Linked DNA regions of Homo sapiens: all the other regions are linked to region 1. A link is a contact called in ENCODE Hi-C data. All regions are on one chromosome and are shown on one strand. The core of a region is the stretch at or near the end of the contact, and the rest is flanking DNA. Distances in the headings are between cores, read along the strand shown.

The links. A loop is a pair of places that touch in the nucleus more often than their neighbours do. Pooled maps may share reads with other maps.
Region 2: a pooled map shows a loop between it and region 1 (9-fold over the local background). The contact joins two enhancer-like sites. A Hi-C loop is called at or near these places in 6 of 37 single-sample maps with no recorded cell type and 4 of 50 pooled maps.
Region 3: a map with no recorded cell type shows a loop between it and region 1 (6-fold over the local background). The contact joins the promoter of CHST15 here to the enhancer-like site in region 1. A Hi-C loop is called at or near these places in 1 of 168 maps with a recorded cell type or tissue (GM12878), 11 of 37 single-sample maps with no recorded cell type and 4 of 50 pooled maps.

Annotation. Positions count from the first base shown.
Region 1 is chr10:125,063,390-125,066,626 of GRCh38, forward strand. All of the region lies in intron 2 of CTBP2 (C-terminal binding protein 2), which reads right to left. Among named protein-coding and RNA genes, the nearest start is that of MIR4296, 32 kb to the left of the region's middle. RefSeq lists an enhancer at 1-191. Within about 2 kb of position 1,487, at least 15 of the 41 ENCODE cell types and tissues checked have a DNase peak (open chromatin) inside an H3K27ac peak, as active enhancers do.
Region 2 is chr10:124,283,852-124,287,085 of GRCh38, forward strand. No RefSeq gene overlaps it. Among named protein-coding and RNA genes, the nearest start is that of OAT, 130 kb to the right of the region's middle. Within about 2 kb of position 1,825, at least 4 of the 41 ENCODE cell types and tissues checked have a DNase peak (open chromatin) inside an H3K27ac peak, as active enhancers do.
Region 3 is chr10:124,092,323-124,095,186 of GRCh38, forward strand. CHST15 (carbohydrate sulfotransferase 15) reads right to left here and starts at 1,276. Exons shown (of 8, transcript NM_001270764.2): 1 at 1,147-1,276.

The DNA of each region.
Region 1 (3,237 bases), core at 237-2,736:
CTGAGCATTCACTCTTCTGCCCACGTGAGGAACCAACAAAAGCTGGCAAGGACACCCCAGGATAACACCCAAACACGTCGACTCGTGCGAAAGGCCTCATGCACGATCCTTTCTTGCTGTGGCAAAACCGTTAAGTTTCTCTCAACACACACAAAACCGAAGTAAAATGCTCATCCTCTGGCTCCCCTACAGTAGTAAAAATTAATTGCCACATAAAATTGCTGATTCCTACCAAATGAAGCTGTACGATTTATCAGCTCATGGATGGCGCAAACTCAATGGTGGTTTAACTACATCACCTGAGTTATTGCTGTGTTTTCTCTCAGTGACAGCTTTACGGGGAATGTAAGTTTTGCGAATTCATTCATGTAGGACAAACTTCCAAAGTAAACAAAAGCATTAAGCAGACACAGCTCTCCCGTGGCTATGTCACAGCGATTCTCAAAGCCACAGGGTGTCTGGGCAAGAAGGGTGGACACCCCGTGTAGGGACCCCTGCAGCAACTCCATCAGGCACGGTTTTCCCCCACCCCCAGGCTGCAGTGCCACCTTCCAGGGGTGCTCTCTGCTGAAGCCCTCAACCCCCCGCACCCCAACTTTAGAGGCCATCGTAATTTAATTATCCAACTCCAATTCCACATAGGAATCCAGTTATTTAAAATGCATTAAAAAAATAAATCACTGCCAGTAGGTTTTGTATTTTTGGCCAGGACAAAGAATTTATAAACAGCTTATATATATGGTGTGGAAGACAGTTAGATGGTGAATACCTCAGGGAACACCATAGTCTCCTCGGTTTTCACCAGAGTTTGCCTGGGAGCCGGGACATCCCTATCATTTTATGGGCTATTTCTGTTTTCTTCATCATTTGTCCCCTGTCCATTAGACAACAATGGATTGATCTTTTTCTAATCTGAATTAGGCCAGGCACAAACAGGTAAGTTACCTTCCGGTTTCCATAATTACGGGAACAGGCAAGTACTTCTTCCAAACTCAGGCCTTCAGAGAAAAATAACTGTGGTGGGAGGGGTGCAATCCCTGGGGAAACAGCGTTCTTGGTGAGGACAATGCTGAGGTCACCCATCGGTCTCCGAAGAATAGCAGTTCTACTTCTCAAGGGAAGAGAGCCCCAACTCTAAGAATTTCAGGTACATGAAAAAAAAGTGCCACAATCCATTGTCCAAGTTTGCCTTATGTTCTATTTATAGTCAGAGTGCGTGCTCTGAATCTGTTTTAGAATCATGTTCTTCAGGACAACTTGAAATAAAAATCAGAGAAGTTTAGTTTCAAAAAAGGCAGAGAGGTGACTATCCACCCAGGAGACTTCACCCATTCCCGCCACGCCAGTGTCCCCAGTCAGCCTTGACCCTGCTTCCCTGACTGTGTAGTGAGATGTGGGGATTCAGCCCAAGGCTTGTGGTTAAAGACAGAGGAAGAAAAGACAAAGAATGAAACCTTTCTGGTTTGGTGACTTAGCTCAGAGCTGGTCTGGCTCTTCTCTACTTTCTTGCCAAGTTTTGCATATTTGGGATTTCAGTTTCACAAGCTTCCCCACCTCACTGGTTTTACTGCTTAACGAGCAGAGAATATGCTCTAATGATTATCTGAAACACACCCACAGGTAACCACAACTGTTTCACACAGAACAGGAAATGCCCAGCAAAGAAACTCTCACTTGATGATGAAATGTTTGCCACTAGAAAATACATCGTACTGTCCCCATTCCATGGGCTCCCCAAACCACTCTGCACAAAAACTGTGGTTGCGGAGGGGCTGCTTGACAGACTGTTCTTTGACTGGGCTCTTCAGGTTCCAGTCTTTCCAGGGAGGTCCAGCCATCATCAGATCCAAATGGAAGTCTTGCAACTGGGGCACTCTGCTTGAACTCAAATGCCCCCAACAAGAGCCTTGTTCTCTTTGTGATGATTTCCTGTGCTGCACACATGAATCTGTGCTTTTCTCAATGTGCACTTTTTAAAAAATTGAAAACAACCCAAGGATGAGTCAACATTTTAATGCAGCTCATACCTGACTGTCAACTTCAGCAAAATAAAGGGAAGGAAGAGCAAAGCCCGCAGGGGCTTTGGGGAAGGCGAGGTGGCGAAGGGAAGAGGCAGGATCCGGCTAACAAATGCCAGTATCAGGGAAATACCAAGTCCACATCCTGCGCAGTCAGCTCCCCAGGATTTGTTTTTGTGGGTCTCTGAGCTGAGAGCTAAGGGGGCCGGAGGGAGAAAGTGGGAGGTAAAGTTAGAGGAGGGACTCACTGTAGGAGCACACTGCCAGCTCTTGTGGCCAGCCCCAGTGGAAAAGAAATCCCACTAAATTTACATCCATTCGTGCTCCATATGAAGAAGCTGAGGGTCACTGTCCTCTTCTAGCTATTTCATTCAGCTGGCTTTCCAGTCTATCAGAAAAATGCCATCATCGGCTGGGTGTGGTGACTCTCACCTATAATCCCAACACTTTGGGAGGCTGAGGTGGGCGGATAGCTTGAGCCTAGGATAGCTTGAGACCAGCCTGGGCAACATGGCGAAACCCTGTCCTAAGAAAAATACAAAAATTAGCCTGGCTTGGTGGCATGCGCCTGTAATCCCAGCTACCCAGGTGGCTGAGGTGGGAGGATCGCTTGAGCCCAGAAGGCAGAGGTTACAGTGAGCCCTGATTGTGCCATGGCACTCTAGCCAAAAAAAAAAAGCCGTCATCTTCTTGATGGTGAACTCCCTCTAATGCTCAGGCTGATGTCCTAACACCCAGGACAACGTCTGAGTGACCAGTGGCTCTTGGCTGAGGGATGTGAGCTATGAGCCCCTACATCACAGCTTCTGTTAACATGGCGATGGCTAGGCACAGGCAGCCACCCCTCTACCAAGCCACATCCCAAATCCTAACCCCAGCAGAGCCAGAGACTCAATGCTTTGTGTCACATGGAGCTACCAACATCAGGACCAGCGAGAAATCGGGAAAACATCAAGTCAGAACGTCCCGTGCCTTCTAAGCAGTCAGGTGCATGCACCATGCTAGGTGAGTGCAGGGCAGGAACGGAAGGCAAGCAGGGTGCGCAGATGTAACGGGGGAAGCAGGCACGGCCAAGCACCCTAGAAAGTGCTGTCATGTTTCGTACAGGAGCCTGCTGGGGGTAGCTCACGGGGACTGGAAGCATGGCCCTGAAGTGTGGGCAGCATCTTTTCTGTTTGCACGACTCAAAGTCTGCCTGGTGGAGGAGGGTGACACCTGC
Region 2 (3,234 bases), core at 575-3,074, 780 kb before region 1:
CGCTCCCATTTGCCTGTCAGCCTCCAGAGTAACCACTTACTGAATTACCAAGAAGGCCATCAGATCAAGAGCGGAGGAAATGGCAGAAACCAATCTTAACAAAATGTATTTGATCTGCAAATAAGACGCCATCCCCTTCCCGCCGCAGAGTTTATCATTTTTTATTTAAGCCCAGTGCAGCCGAGCATATGGACAGCAGCTTGCTTCTGTCTTCGAGAGAGAATAACAGGGCCCAGACACAGGCCGACCCCAGGACAATGGAGCACCCTCTACTCACTGTGATGGGGGCGCAGGCATAGGAGCCCCTTCTGCTCTCCTTCCTGCAGGACTTCCGTGATGTCTGAAAACTCTCTGTGGGAGTGAGACTTTGTGAAAATTACACTGAAGTCATAGTAACGACAGGAGCAGCTCCCAAGTCTTGCACACTCATTATGTGCCCAAGGCAGTGCTAAGCATGTCACATGCTATCGCATTTAATCTCTGGGCCATGGATGCCGTGGCTCTCTCCATTGCACAGGTTAACAAACTGAGGCTCAAAAGGATAAGTACCTTGCCAAGGCCACCTAGCAGCCAATCAACAACAGAACCAGGATTTAAATCTGATCTGACTGTGTGTCCTGTGCTCCCAACCTCCCCGCCACCTGTCTCGCGAAAGATTGATGGAGTTAAGAGTCTTTGGGCTCAGACACAGATCTTCTAGAAGGCCCCTATGAAAACTGAAACAATGCATTTTCAAAACAATCAGGGAGATTTGATTATGGACTAGATATTAGTGATACCAAAGAAACACTTAGGCTGATAGTGATGCTGGCGTGTAAGGAGATATCCAGGGTTTTAGAAATGCTCATTGGATTCTGCGGCAATGAGACCTTGTGTCTGGGGCTTGCTATGAAATCATTCAGGAGACAGAGAAAGGAAATAGGGCAAAAATCTTACTAACTGTTGAATCTGGGTGGCGGCTCTATCTCTACTTTTGAGTGTATTGAAAATATTCATAATTATATCTTTTAAAACACACGCAAAACAAGACTAGCCATTTAGGAAATGCAAACCAAAACCACATGAGATACTACCTCACGCCCATCATTATAGCTACTATCAAAAACCAGAAAATAACAAGCGTTGGCAAGGATGTGGAGGAATTAGAACCCTTGTCCACTGCTGGTGGGAATGTAAAGCGGCGTGGCCACTATGGAAAACAGTACGGCAGTGCCTCCAAAAATTAAAAATAGAACTACCATATGATCCAGCAATTCCACTTCTAGGTACACACCCAAGAATTGAAAGCAGGGTCTAGAAGAGCTACTTGTCCACCCATGTTCATAGCAGCACTATTCACAATAGCCAAAAGGAGGGAGCAACCCACATGTTCGCCCGCAGATGAACAGATAAACAAAAGGTGGCATATCCAAACAATACAATATTATTCTGCCCTAAAAAGGAAGAAAGCACCAGGCACAGTGGCTCACGCCTGTAATCCCAGCACTGTGGGAGACTGAGGTGGGCAGATCACCTGAGGTTGGGAGCTTGAGACCAGCCTGACCAACATGGAGAAACCCCGTCTCTACTAAAAATATAAAATTAGCTGGGCATAGTAGCACATGCCTGTAATCCCAGCTACTCGGGAGGCTGAGGTAGGAGAATCGCTTGAACCCAGGAGACAGAGGTTGTGGTGAGCCAAGATCGTGCCATTGCACTCCAGCCTGGGCAACAAGAGCGAAACTCCGTCTCAAGAAAAAAAAAAAAAGAAAAAAAAGGAAGAAAGCTCTGACACATGCTACAACACGGATGAACCTTGAAGACACTCTACTGAGTGAAATAAGACAACCACAAAAAGACAAATACTCTATAGTTTCACATATATGAGCTCTCTAGGGTAGTCAAATTCATAGAGACAGAAAGTAAAATGATGGCTGTCAGGGCTGGGAGGAGGTGGGAAGGGGAAATTGTTGTTTCACAGTTATAAAATTTCAGTTTTGCAAGATGAAAAAGTTCTGGAAATTGGTTGCATAATGATGTGAATGTACTTAGCACTACTGAACGGTACACTTAAAAACGGTTACGGTGATACATTTTTTTGTTATGCATATTTTACCACAGTTTTTAAAGGAAAACACACACACACAAGCGAGCCGTGCAGCAGAGCCGGAAGCGCCCATATGAAGGCTCTCCAAAGGCTATTTTCAGTTGAAAGAAGCAAACAGAGCCACATGGTTTTGCCGAGGCACGGCAAAAATACTCAGGGAACTGCGAGCTGTGGTTATCTCTGGGGAATAAGACTGGGGTGGCCAGGAGGTGAGAAACTTGTATTTTCTATTTTTACATCCTTTTATGCTGTTTGAACTTTTCAAAACAGAAAACTATGTCTATGCACTACTTTGGTGCTAAAAACGAGTTTTCATTTTTTTAATGCAACTGCTGTCGCTGGGACAGAAAGTCATCGCCAACCCCAACAGGTTAGCAGTGACTGCGGGGGTGGCTGTGCCCTGGCCCCTGCCCTGCAGGAAGGGAACGGTAGCTCTGTTTTCACTGGGAGCTTTAGAGGTGGGCATGGGAGGGATGAGGGGACCGGGTCTGAATGAGAAACCGCTCGAGGCCTCGCAGGAGCCTGGAACTGCATGCGAAAGGAAAGGGCTCTGCTCAGGGACAGGAGCATGAACAGAGAGGGAGGAGGAGCCCCTGGGGTGGCCCCTCACAGATTTGAGCATCAAATCTGCAAAACCGAGGCACAGAGAGATGGAATAACTTGCCAAATGTCACACAGGTAGTAAGTAGCAGAGTTGGCCATGGTTCTGAGATCTTCCCTAACCACCATGCTATGGGGCCTCTCAGTGGAGACTGAATGACTGGACAGAAGAGATAGAAACCCAAACCAGCAGCCTCAAACATAAAAGAAAATACATTGTTTCATGAAGCTGAAAAGTCCATGATCCTACTTCAGGCTCAGCTGGATCCAGGTGTTCCAGTGATGGGTAGAGCTCACCTCCCTCCACCTCACTCTGCTTTCCCCCTAGGTCAGCTCTATTCTCGAGAAGACATCCTCCAGCAGGTGGAAAACATGCTCCCCAGCATTCTAGCTTCTACCAGCCTGGCAGCCCCCACAAAGCAACAGCAACTCTTTCCAGCAAAACTTCCAAGGCTGGGTCTCACTGGTTGGGCTGGGCCACATCCCTATTCCTGAACCAATCTGTATGATTTGAGGGAGGTAGAGGAGATGGAGTCAACCACACAACC
Region 3 (2,864 bases), core at 26-2,525, 970 kb before region 1:
CCGCGCGGCTCAGAGCTGCCTCGCTCGGCTCGCCGCACCAAGGCCGGCCAGAGACGCCGCCACCGCCGGGAAGCGCCGGCAACTCCCGAGTCACGCCGCCTCCCGAGACGCGGCGGGGCGCAGGGAGGGGACAGCAGTGGGGGCGGGGCGGGGAGGAGGAAGGAGGAGGGGGCGGGGAGCAAAAGTTCACACCGCTCGGGGCTCAGCCGCTCCCCTATCTCTTCCCAGGCCCGCCCCCGCCATCCCCCTTCCCTGAACCGGGTCCCACGGGCTTAGGCGCGGGAGAGCTCTGGCCTCCCCGCCCGGAACCGCCGCAAGGCTAGAGCCAGGGTTCTGGAAGCGCATCCGAGCTCGCAACCGGGGAGAGAGTGGCGGATGCCCACTTACCTGCCCCGGGCCGCGCCTGGAAACTTCCCCAAAGTGCGATAGGGGTGTGGGGGCGGAGCGCAAGGCTGGGGGGAATCCCCGTCCCCTACCGCCAAACGACGCGCGCTCACACCGTGAAAGCACTGGTCTGTCCGTCGGTCGGTCCCCCGCCTGCGGCTCCCAGAGCTGGGCGGTGCAGGGGCGCCCCGATTCCGACTACTGGGCTCCTTCTCCCGGACAGCCCGCCGGTGCGTTCCACGCGGCTTGCGCCCCCCGCCGGCCTCCGGCTATCCACGGCGCCACCACGCCACTGCTCGGTCCCCTGTCCCCTCGCTCCGGCCGCGTCCTCTCTGCGAGGGAGGGGGCGTGTGTCGCCGCTGGGTAACCCTTCCCGCGGGGTCCTCAAGCGCGCAGGGCGCCCGGAGCGCGGCCAGGACCAATGGCGAAGGGACTCCTCCCGCTGGGGATCGCTGAAGCCTCGGGGAGGCCGGGCCAAGGAGCCCGGGGCCCAAACCTGCCTCGGCTCGTCGAGCTCGCAAGTTCATTGTCTGCCTGGGCCGCCGCCGCCACCGCCACCGCCACCACCGCGCCGGGAGCGCCGCGGGGAGTGAGGCTGCGCGCCGCCTCCGCCGGCCCGGACTCCCTACGCCCAGCCCCGGCCGCCGCCGGCGCTGCCTGGCCCGAACCCGCGGAGGGGCGCCGGAGCCCCGAGCCCAGGGCCAGACCTCCTACCGCCGCTCCTCGCCGACCCCACCTCGGCGTCTGGCACCTAACTTGTACCTGAGAAGCCTGAGTCCAGCCCGGGAGCCTCTGCGGCTCCGGCTCCGCGGGAGCGCGCCCAGCCCCGAGCCTCTAGCCCCGCATCCAGGGCGCGTCAACCTGACTCCCCGAGCGCTGGGAGGAAAAGTTTGGGAGTGACGTGCAGACGGCGAATGAAACATCCGAGGAGAACCCTCCCCCCGCCCCATGTCGCGCTGACACACATCAGCTCCAGTCTGGAATGTGAGATCAAGGCGTGTGCGCCGAGCGGTGGGTTTGGCCCCTGCCCCCTCCCCCTCCGAGTCAACACTGCTTGTGTGTTGCGGTGATTCCAAATAAAAGCACATCGAAACCCCTGAAATCTGGCAGTGACACCTTGCCAGATACTTCTTTTTTTTAAAGACAGAGTTTCGCTCTTGTTGCCCAGGCTGGAATGCAATGGCGCGATCTCGGCTCACTGCAACTTCCGCCTCCCGGGTTCAAGAGAGTCTCCTGCCTCAGCCTCCCGGGTTCAAGAGAGTCTCCTGCCTCAGCCTCCCGAGTAGCCGGGATTACAGGCATGCGCCACCACGCAAAATAGGCTAATTTTATATTTTTAGTACAGACGGGGTTTCTCCATGTTGGTCAGGCTGGTCTCGAACTCCCGACCTCAGATGATCCGTCCGCCCCCCCAACCCAAAGTGCTGGGATTACAGGCGTAAGCCACCGCGCCCGGCCGCCAGAGACATCTTTAAGGAACTTGGCGGTCTGGAGCCAGCCCGTACATTAATATTCAAGGCCACAGCGCTGGTGAGTTCGGCGCCCTCTGTTGTATTTTTGCATCCCGGGAAGGCTGGCCCGGCTCTTTGGCCCGGCGTGTTTTGCTTCCGCGGGGGAGGTAAAGCTCTGCAGGACCCCGATCGCCACGGCCTGCCGCAGTGGCCTGGAGTCGGCTGCCCCAGGGAACCACCTGGACAGCCCGAGGGCAAGAAAGCGGCACCAGTGGCCGACTCCACTGACTCTGGGCTGAAGATGCCATCAGTTAAAGAAAAGACACATGAAATTCTGGCAGATTCGCTCAGAGGGCGCTTGGAGCACCAAGCCCAGCCTCTCAGGAAACTGAGGTCCAAGGGACAAAAAGAATCTGCAGTCTCTTGCCGGCCTGTGTCCCCGTGGCCAGAGTCCAGCACCCTCTTCCTCGAAGCAACCAGAAGTGGAAATGAAAGTGCTCCGTTAACTGTAGACTACATGCCACCGAAGGGTCATTCCTGACAGTGGCTTCTCCCCATTATCTCTTTATTGCCGGAGGCTTCATCTCGCCCCCCTGAAGCTACAGTCCACCCTGAGGTCATAAACTTCTGCTCAGCACCCATGGCAACTAATGCAGAGGTCACCATCAGAGGATTATAACTGCAGATGGGAAACCGGGATGAGAGGGGAGTTCTTTAAAATCCTGTCTTGTTTTCCTGCAAATAATGCCTCTTACATAAAATCTGCGAAGAAAGATGAATGCAGCAAAGAGACTTGCCTTAGAATCTCAGACTAGATTGCTTTTTCCATATAGACTCCACTTAGTGATTTTTGTTCTTTATTTTTTTTTTAAACAAAAACCTATTTCTGAAAATACAACGAGCTGCTTTTTGCAGGGTTCACAATTCCCAATAGATGATGATGCCATTTTTCAAGGTCTCACACACGTTGTGGCTTTGGGGCTTATTTATTAGCTCCCAAGAAAAGCCTGCCTTTCAGTGAGGTTTATA